Regions from separate parts of the Homo sapiens genome. Here region 1 is linked to region 2. Evidence: read pairs that join two places in POLR2A ChIA-PET (ENCODE). Cell type or tissue: PC-3. All regions are shown on one strand. Each heading gives the region's core, and the rest is flanking DNA. Links, peaks and the distances in the headings are about the cores only. Region 1 has its middle 14 kb from the start of HIVEP3. Region 2 holds the start of LOC124904160 (a long non-coding RNA gene).

Region 1 (5,389 bases), core at 312-5,311, 51 kb after region 2:
TTGCAGGCAATTGCCATTGCTTGTTACTGTCTTTCCTATGTAGTCTGCTATCTTATTTTACACAGGTTTGTTTAGGTTAGGTGAAATATACTTGAGTATAGCTCGACTCCCCTAACTGAAGATTTAGTGGTAGCTGTTCACATTGTTGTCTTTGAAACTCATTGCTGTGCTGTTGCTATGCTCCAGGTATCTAAGATGATCTTAGAATATCACATTATGTTTCCTCATTAGAGATGGTAGAAATCTTATAGAGGGCTCTTTATTCTTAGAGTTAGTTGTAGTTTATTTTATATATATTATATATATAAAATATATATAATATATAATATAAATATATATATAATTTCAAGAAGACTAAATTGCTAGATAATACAGGATTACAGGAAAGAAAAGAATATTTTACACAAACACACATATTTACATACATATATATGTATACAGAGAGAGAGTGAGAGAGACATTTAAAAAACATGGAGGACAGTTATGCCCTCTTTGCAAACCAATCTCAGAAAGGTCAGTTGTCATGTTCACTCAACAAATAGTCCCTTGTTGCCATTCTGAAACTGAATGCCCTTGTGGCTGGACAACTGGACTCAGCTAATAAGGCATTTCTGATGCTTTTGTGTTCTTATGCAAGGATGGACCTTTTCCAGCATTGTAAATGACAGCAGGAAATACTCAATGGGCCACAGGAAATAATTAACATCATCTGGGATAGTCTGACTCAGAAGTTAAAAGTAAGGACTTTAAAATCTGACCTGGGAATTAATTCTAGTTCTAACATATGTTAATTCTGTGGATTTGACGAGTTTCTTAGTCCCTCTGAGTCCCACTTCTCTCACTGAGTTGTTGTGAAGGTGAAATGAGAACATGTTTGCTATTAGCTAAGCATAGTCTTTGGCTAGTAGTGAGTGGTCACTAAATTGTAGTTGTTTCATTATCATTTTTAATAATAATAATATATGGAGTAGTTAATGATTAATGACAAGACTTACCTTTGGGGAAACTAGAATAAATAATAAAACATAAGTATAATGTTTTTGTCATTAGCCTAATTTTGAGTAATTAGTTGCCTGTCATATTTCTCACTAAATGGTGACATGTATGAACAATTCTGAAATTAAGTGGACTAGAAAGCCTCTAGAGTTATTTTATTCTTCACCATCCATGGTGTTTACTATGTGGCATCATATTCTTTGCCAGGCAATTGCAGGCTGGTAGATGCTTTCAACAAGACAGTTGTCCTGAATTATAACTGACTGATAGTTTATACAGATTCTGCCCTCCACTTTTTGAAAAATTGGTACATTATTTGTACTTTACTTAACTCCTATAGGATTTTCCCCGTATATCTTACATTTCTCAAAAACAACAGATAGAGGTGTTTTTGGAACATCTGTCATTCCTAAAGCTCTTTAAGCAAGTTTCCAAGAGAATAGTGATTACCCTGACCAACTGCTGTACCTTCTTCTGTTTGCTGTTGCAAAAGATGCAAAAGTACCTATAAGAAGGTAGACTTCTAGTTTCTTCTCAAAGATGTAGACAGCTGGGAAGGATTGTTCCTAAACTTATGGTGAAAAAAAATCTTTACGAATAGAAAGTTCACAACTTTTCTTGAGCTCACTGGAGTCCTAAGGTTGCTGGGTACCCAGTAGGCCCAAAATCGAGGAAGAGATAGGTATCTTCAGGGAGAAATGAGATATGAGCTCTGACTTACCTAAGCAAGAAACATACCTATATGAATTCAGCTAAGGTGGTTGTTGAATATGCAGAATCTGGCTTAATGAACTCTAGTAGAAGCGGGCAAAGCCCTAGGGATAATAAATAAAAGGAGATCACACTTTCTTTCTTAGACTCATTTCTCCATGAACCCCATCACAGGTTCACAAAAATGGTTGGGAGAGTCTACAGAAAATCTCCCTTGTAGTGAATTGCTGGAGGAGAGGAAAAGAAACTGCTGTGAGAGGGGTGAGAAATTCTACCTGGACCCTTCTTGCCTACCTCCCCTATGAACAAAAGCCTTAATTAGTGTGACATGTATGTAGAAGGGAGCAAACATTATCACTCTTTGGATACTGGTGAAATCCCATTACATCTGAGATAAGGGAACAGGGAAAAAAATCTTAACACCTAGGGAAAGGATGGATATACATTCTGGATTCAGAAGTGAAGCAGGGGAGGGATGGGATCACTGGGAAGGCTGCTGCTTCAGGACTCAGTGATATAGTGCTTGCCTAAGACTACAGCTTAATCAGAACAATAGAAACCATTTCCTCCACACACCCCCAAACCAGGCTAACGAGAGAAGTCAGAAAAATAAAAGAAAAGAAGAAAAAAACAGAAGGAACAAAAAAACAGCTAGCAAAATAGATTTTAATTTGACCATATCTATAATCACATTAAATGTGAATGGTCTAAACATACCAGTTAAAAGATGGAGATTGTCAGATTGTATGAAAAATTAAGAACCAGCTATACACTTTCTGTAAGAAACCCACTTTAGTTATAAAGACAGATAGGTTAAAAGTAATAGAATAGAAAAAGATATGCTGTGCAAACACTAATCAAAATAAAGCTGAAGTCTTTATATTACTATCAGACAAGTGAGACTTTTAGAACAATGATTATTATCTGGGATAAAAAGGAACATCAAATAATTATAAAGGGCTTGATTTTCCAAGAAGACATAACAATGCTAAACATGTACGTACCTAACAACAGAGTTTCAAAATACATGATGCAAAAGCTGATAGAATCAAAAAGTGAAATAGATAGTTTCACAATTACAGTTGAAAACTTCAGTGCTCCTTTTTCAGTAAATGATAGAACAAATGGAAAGAAAATCATCAAAAATATAGATGACTGGAGCAACATTATCAACCAACTTGACCCAGTTGATATTTATAGTATACTTTACATGACAACACTTCTTTCTAAAGTGCACATGAAACATTCTCCAAATGATACTATGTTCTGGGCCATAAAGCAAACTTAACAACCTTAAAAGACTAGAAACCATAGAAAGCATGGTCATGAACTATAATGGAATTAAGCCAGAAATCAATAATAGAAATATAAGTGGAAAATCTTCAAATGTATGGAGATGAAACAACACATATCTAAATAAACCATATGTCAGAGGAAGTCTTAAGGCAATTAAAAAAGCGTTTTGAACTGAATGAAAAAGAACTACAACATATCACAATTTGGGAAATGAAGCTAAAGTAGTGTATAGATGGAAATTTATAGAGTTAAATGCTTACACTACAAAAGAGGAAAGGTCTTCAATCAGTAAGGTAAGCATCCACCCTAAAAAGAAAAAAACTAGATAAAGAAGAACAAATTAAAACTAGTGCAAGCAGAAGGAAGAACATAATAAGAGCAAAAATCAATACATTTGAAACAAAAAAGCAATTTGGATATATCAATCAAACCAAAAGCTGGTTCTTTGAAAGATCAGCAAAATTAGTGAACTTCTAGGCAGACTGACCAAGAAAAAAGAAGATACAAATTATCAATATCAGAAATGAAAGAAGGGACATCACTGCTGACCCTACAGATATTAAAAGAATAATAAGGTAGTGCAACAAACAACTCTGTGCCCATAAATTTGACAACTTAGGTGAAATGAATCAATTCCTCGAAGGACAGACATACTAAAATTCATTCAAGAAGAAATATTATATCTTCAATAATCCCATATCTTCTAGGGAAATTGAAGTTATAGTTAAAAGCCTTCCAAAAACAAACAAACAAACAAAAAAACAAAACAAAAAAATGCAAGGCTAGTTCAACACTGGAAAAATCAACCAATGAAATTAAAATTAAATATATTTACAGAACCAAGGAAAAGAAAAACGATGATTATTTCAATAGATTTACAAAAAGCACTTTAAAAATTAATCATCTATTCATGATTAAAACTATCTGCAAACTATGAATAGAAGGCAATTTTCTTAACCTCAAAAAGGGCATCTACAAAAGGCTATAGCTAGCAACACACTTACTGGTGAAAAACTAAACACTTTCCCCTTAAGATAAAAAACAATGCAAGATGTTCTCTCTTATGACTCCTATCTGACTTCATATGGAAAGTCCTATAGTACAATAAGGCAAGAAAAAAAAAGGCAAAAAGATTTAAAAGGAAGAAAGGAAACAATGTCTTTTCACGTGTAACTTTATTGTCTTTGTAGAAAAACCCGAAGGATCATTAAAAAGTTTCTAGGACTAATAAGTGAGTTTAGTAAGGTTGCAAGATACAAAGTCAATTGTATTTCTTCATGCTAGCAATGAACATATGGACTTTGAAATTTAGAGAGCAATAGCCTTTTCAGTAGCACCGAAACCCACAAATTCTTAGATATAAATCTAACAAAAACAATATTCAGGATAGGTATGCTAAAATCTAGAAAATCCTGGTGAAAGCAATTAAAGAACAGTAAAATAAATACAGATACTGTATTCATGGATTGGAAGATGTCAGTTTGTCCCCATGAAAACAAATCTGAAAAAGCACAAAGTTGGAGGACTCAGACAGTACCCAATTTTGAGACTTGTTACAAAGTTATAATAATCAAGGAAGTGTAGTGTTGACAAAATGATAGATACAATAATCAGTGGAACAGAGTTGAGAGCCCAGAGGTAGACCCACACAAATATAATCACCTCATTTTTGACAAGGGTGAAGAAATGATAGTCTTTTCAACAAATGGTGTTGGAACAGTTGGATATCTATATGCAAGAAAGAAAATGAACCTCAACACTTACCTCACACCTTAAAAAACAACTGAGAAAAAGATCATAGATCTAAATGTAAAAGATGAAACTACAATACATCTAGAAAAAAAATCACAGGAGAAAATATGACCTTTGGTTTGGCAAAGAGTTTTTAGATACAACATTAAAAGCACAATCAATAAAAGAAACATTAATGAATTGAACTTGAAATAAAAATTTTGCTCTGTGAAAGACAATGTTAAGGGAATAAAAAGACAAGCCACAGATTGTGAGAAAATATTTGCAATCATATATGTAATGAAGGACTTGTATCCAGAATATATAAAGAACTTTCAAGCTTCAGCAAGAAAGTAAACAACTCTATAAAAAATGGGCAAAATATTTGAACATATGTTTTACCAAAGAAAGCATATGATGGCAAATAAGCATATGAAGAGACACTTAACATTATTTTTAATTAGGGAAATCAAAGTTAAAACCACAATGAACTATCATGCATATCAATTAGAATAGCTACAGTTAAGAAAAAACAAACCTGACAACACTAAGTGTGTGCTGGCAAGGATGCAGAGCCTCTGGAACTCTTTCATGTTCTTGTTAAGAATGCACAATGGTACAACCACTTTGCGAAGTAGTTTGGCAGTTTCTTATA
Region 2 (5,389 bases), core at 157-5,156:
AGTGTAATGTCAGTAAAGCTGTACCACTTGTTCAACAAATACTTATAGAACTTCAGTGTTATGCATGGAAGCCTTGTAATTATGAAAATGAATATGATAATGTTTTGGTAAAATAATATTTTACATCTTGTGCAAGAAAAACCTGAGCAGTTTATTTTAGTTTGGCACCAAAATTTCCTTCCACTTCTGAACATTCAGCTAGATAGTTATATAAGCAGGCTCTCATCTTTTAGACATTTTCTACATATTAGATTCTGAAAGGGCCTTAGAGAGCAGGACATTCTCTTCCCTTGATTTTAAAGATGAGGAAACTAAGGTACAGATAGCATGACTTGAGCCACATCATGTAATTGGATAAGGGATCTAGATCTTGGCTCCACAAACTTTCCAGATGGCTGCCTCCTAGTCTATAAAGATCTTAACTTTGAAATAGATTGACTAAATCTGTGACAGGTTTAACATGGGTGGATCTTTTTTTTTAAAACTGACTTTCATATTCACAGAAGAGACTTAATGTTTAGCCTTGCACTGAAAGTTTTCCAGGCAAAACTTTTAGAAATTTCAGTATTAGGAGTCAAATCTACTCCATAGCCAACTAGACATGGACAAGCATCTGACAAGGGCCTCCTTTGAGCCACTCTCCTTTGTAGCTAACTGGGATAGTACTGGGCATTTCCTCCTTCTAGCTATTGCTGTTCCTCGCCCCCAGATCTGACAAACAGGAGGAACTCAGCTTTTCATGGACTTACAAGAAATATTTAGCAGAACTCATCTTCGTGTCCCTGCAAATTCGTATGTTGAAACCCTAAACTCAATGGGATGGTATTAGGAAGTAAGACCTTTGGGAATTAATTAATCCGCCCTCATGATGGGGTTAGTGCCCTTATAAGAAGAGACACCTATAAGAAGAGAGTTTGCTTCCTCTCTCTCTGGCATGTGAAGACACAGCAAGAAGGTGGCCATCTGCAAACCAGGAGGTATGCCCTCACCAGATGCTGGATCTGCCAGCACCTTGATCTTGGACTTCCAGCCTCCACAACTCTGAGAAATAATTTCTATTGTTTATAAGCCACCCAGTCTCTGGCAATTTGTTATAGCAGCCTGAACTAAGAGTAGACTCTTCATGTTCTGTACTATGGCCTGGAAAATTCTACATGTCCTGGCTCCTGCCTCCTTCTTAGGCCTCATTTTGTGGTACTGTCATCTTGCTCACTACAATCCATCCTCTTCTCAAACTCACCATGCTTAGCATAGTTCACGTGCCCGTAACCTGGAACTAGTTTTCCATTCTTCCCATGGCTAGCTCCTTCCCACCCTTCATATCTCAACTTGAAAGTTGTCTCCTTGGAAAAATCAATCAATCAACCAACCAGTCAATCAATCAGTCATCCCCTGGGAAGGGCCTTCGCTGCCATTCTGTCTAAAGCAGGTCCTTTTTTTTTTTTAGTCCTCTGACTTAGTGCCTTGTTTATTTCTTACATAGCACCTGTGAAAATTTATAATCATTGTATTTATTTGTTTATTTTCTGCTACTTTATAAGATTATATGCCCCTAGAGGGCAGGAGCCTCATTTGTTTTGTTCTGTGGGCCCAGCTGGGTGCCTGGCATGTGAAAGTGGTCTGTGGGATATATAATGAAATGATGTCTCAGAGTTACCTCTAAACTCTCCATCCTGTGGCCAGCAGTAGCCCTTCCCCCTGTTATCTGTCCATTAGCAAAATCAGATCTTTCTAGTAGTGGTCAGTGTGCTTTCTTACAATAAACTAAACTTCTCTGCCATGTGTCCTCCATGGGGGTTGTGTTTTAAACGTTCGATCCCTTCTCTCTGGCTTCTGGGTGATTGCTTTTCCCTTCTCTCAAGTCAGTGCTCCTTCAGACTTTGCTTTCTGAAATGTGCATTCCACGTCTGGATATTTGTTGTGCACCTTTGAGTTCTGAGTTGGTTGCTTTTTTCCTCACTTCTCCCTTAGGGCTATCATGTCAACTTTGATATGACAGTTTCAATCTCTTTTTTCCCCCATTCAGGTCATATTCTCCAGATAACAAAATGTTGTTATTGAATAGCCCTTCTGTATTGTCTGCTTGCTCATTTTTTTCTCAAGAAAAGTTCTATCCAGGTTTATTATTTGGCCAAAAAATACATAGTATGGGCCCAGTGCAGTGGCTCATGTCCATAATCCCAGCACTTTGGGAGACTGAGTGGGAGAATCACTTAAGGCCAGGAATTCAAGACCAGCCTGGGCAATATAGCAAGACCCTGTATCTACAAAACAAACTTGTTTTAAAATTAGCTAAGTGCATAATTTCATTGCCCCAGTTACTCAGGAGGCTGAGGAGGGAGGATCGCTTAGAGTCCAGGAGTTCAAGGCTACAGTGAGCCAAGATTGTGCCATTGCACTCCAGCCTAGGCAACAGAGCGAAATGCTGTCTCTCTCTCTCTCAAAAAAAATATGAGTATGGATTTTTTTTCTTCATTGTTCTACTTCTTTATCTGAGCATCACTTGAATTCTCCCTTTTGTACATGAGAGGCTGTATGTTTGTTACATCCTGCTGTTGCCTATGGACGGTGGGTAGCAGACGGAGCCTTCCAGTAGGTTACTTATCATCAGGACATTTTTTTTTCTTTTTGTTCTGTCTTTTTAATTAAAAACAAACCAAACAAAACTCCAGGAGCCCCTCAGCTGAGAAAGAGGTGGATCTGGTATCCTGATGGCTTTTGAGCTCTGACATCCCATCCCATCCTGCTTGCTGGTGAGTCGGCCACTTAGGAGTGCGTGACTTGTGGCTTCAGGGGTTTGGCTTAGGTATGACTGTTTTTCTTTTTTCTCCACCCAGCTGCACCTTTATTAGCTGTTGCTATTTTCTGCTAAGACAGACAGTTAATCTTTGGTGGTTGTTCCTCCATACCTTTTCTTCTCATTTATATTCCAGAAATAATATATATTTATGCATGTGTATGTGTATGTGTGTGTCTGCCTGCACATAAGGAAAAGGATAACAAAAAGTGTGATCATGTTTTGAACTATGAGTATGTTCCTTACTTTATGTTTGCGCTTGTTAAATTTGATTTTTGTGCATTACTGATGTCTAGATCTTCTTGATTTGGATCGGTCATGGTTTCATTGCTGTAAGTAATTTTTGATAGGGCTTTAAATTTATAGTAGATATTAATAAAAACTGTTGTTAATGATTCTCCTTTTCTTCCTCTAGGGCAGGGGTCTGCTATTGGTCTGTGGCCTGTTAGGAACTGGGCTGCACAGCCTGTGAGGTGGGCGAGCATTACCTCCTGAGCTCCGCCTCCTGTCAGATGAGCAGGGCATTAGATTCTCGTAGGGGTGTGAACCCTATTGTGAACTGCGCATGCAAGGGATCTAGGTTGCACACTCCTTTTGAGAATCAAACTAAAGCCTGATCATCTGTGGTGGAACAGTTTCATCCTGAAACCGTTCCCCTGCTACCGGTCTATGGAAAAGTTGTCCCTGGTGCCAAAAAGATTGGGGACCGCTGCTCTAGGGACTCCCTCACACTAGACTTTGTATTGTTGGCATTTGTTTCATTCAACTAACATTTATTAGGCACCTACTCTGTACCAGGCAGAGCCTTGAGGATACCAAATAGTCCCTCCCTGTCTTTCAATTGGCCAAGACCTATTCATATTTAAACTTTTTAAAAATTGGCAGATTTAATAATACACCTCCTATTCTATCACCAATTCTGTCGGCAAGTAATTAATGGAAATGTTAAATAGTACTGGGCAAGAACTGACCCGGTGGAACTACATTTGTTAATTCCCCCAGGCTGACATTTACACTGACCTGTTAATCAATTTTGTCTTCACTGGATAAATAAATTACAGTTTCCCAGTTTCATGATGGGTAGGTCATACAAGATAAAACTGAAAGCATTACATAAATTCCTCTTTTTGAAGGACACGATTTATCAGATTTATTCTCCAAACCCTGTTGATTTCTGCTGTGGCTGTAGCTGTTCATCAAAATAAGGTAGGGCTGCGCTCATGTATTCTGGAACCTTTGAGTACAACAGCAGGCAAGGGGAAGATGAGAGGGACGCAGTTCCATCAATGCCATTAAACTGCTTTTGTTTGTGCGGAAGAAGAAAATGGAAGGACAAGGATTTTGTTACCTTTGAATCCCCTTTTGCATTCCCATTCTCGAAACTTTAGTTGTCATTCAGGTGGATTCGGACCTTTCCAGCCCCTTTGACGTGGATGATGGATAAGGCTTCGCTTTCAATGCTGTATGGTTGCTGTTAATTAAAACCAAGCAAACAAGGAAATCTTATAAAGTACCACGATAAAGAAATTGATGTTGGAACTACCTCCTTTGAAGTATGTTTTACAAGTGGGATGAATATATGCCCATTCCCTCATGTGTTCATCTGCCACCTTCTCATTTACAAGAAGTAAGCATTTCTTTACTTTTACTGACTCACCTCAGAAATATTTACTTCCCTCTTCTTTTAAATGCTAGGCAGCAGAACCCCTCTGCAGCCCCTGGACCCCCACATTTCAGCAGCTGTCCCCTTGGCCTGAACTTGCCACGAGACTGAAGTGCCCACACATTCAGTGGAGACTGGAATATTGTCTTTCACATTTTCCCTTCTCTTCCTTCACCTTTAAAAGTATGTAGAAGACAGAAAGTCCCAGAATGATGAATCCAGCGAAAGCAGTGAGAAGCTGTTTATATATATAACAAAACGCAATTTCCTTTACCTTTAATGCCTTACCTTCTCTTATCAACCCTCATTCTCTCATCAGTCCTCACCCAACTTTTTGCAGCAGGTAAAATCTCCACTTTACCTTGGAGGAGATGGGGTGGGGAGGCAGTGTGGTTACCCAGTTTGCAGAAGGTCACACAGCTAGTGCACTGCAGAGCAGGAAGACGTGGCAGGCCTTGAGTCCAGCCGCCAGCTCAGCAGAGGTGGGGAGGCTGGATCTGACACACCCTGAGCCTCCCCACCACTTCCTCCCTCCTGCCCCCGACGGAGCCGGCTCCTCCAAATGTGACCCTATAAATGGGGTTTGCATTTCCCCGTTTGCTTCCCAGCTCCGTGGGGATGAAGGCAGAGTCCTTCAGGAATCTTGCCTTTATTTTCTGACAAGGTTCCTATAGGGCTATTTTAGGTGTTGTTATTTCGATGTTTTACCAGGCTGATGCAAATGTTGCCAAGCTCCCTGTAAGAGCTTGCTCCCTTTGGAGACACGTACCTTCTTCCTCTTGTTGTTTGCTTTCCACCCTCACTGTTCTCACAAGGGGAGGACTTTGCTTCTCTCCTTGCCTCTGGGCCCAGCTTGCCAGAGCTCACCCACACCTTGCAGAAGCGAATCCTGATGTGTGCTTCTGAGCCAGGCCTCTCTCAAGCTTGCC

Evidence for each region. Peaks named below come from ENCODE experiments on the same cell type or tissue, not always from the same donor. Only the 100,000 strongest peaks of a DNase experiment are listed, where the experiment ranks them.
Region 1: POLR2A ChIA-PET joins it to region 2 with 5 read pairs; 4 of 35 experiments call an interaction of 5 or more read pairs at or near these places.

What each region holds. Positions count from the first base shown.
Region 1 is chr1:41,930,674-41,936,062 of GRCh38, reverse strand. It overlaps a transcript of HIVEP3 not described here. Among named protein-coding and RNA genes, the nearest start is that of HIVEP3, 14 kb to the right of the region's middle. In PC-3, for the core only: no CTCF peak of the experiment used is centred there; no DNase peak of the experiment used is centred there.
Region 2 is chr1:41,981,033-41,986,421 of GRCh38, reverse strand. It overlaps LOC124904160 (a long non-coding RNA gene), which reads right to left and starts at 4,890. Exons shown (of 4, transcript XR_007066031.1): 1 at 4,749-4,890; 2 at 4,455-4,635; 3 at 4,146-4,268. It also overlaps a transcript of HIVEP3 not described here. In PC-3, for the core only: no CTCF peak of the experiment used is centred there; a DNase peak (open chromatin) is centred at 2,771; H3K4me3 peaks cover 1,272 bases; H3K27ac peaks cover 2,357 bases.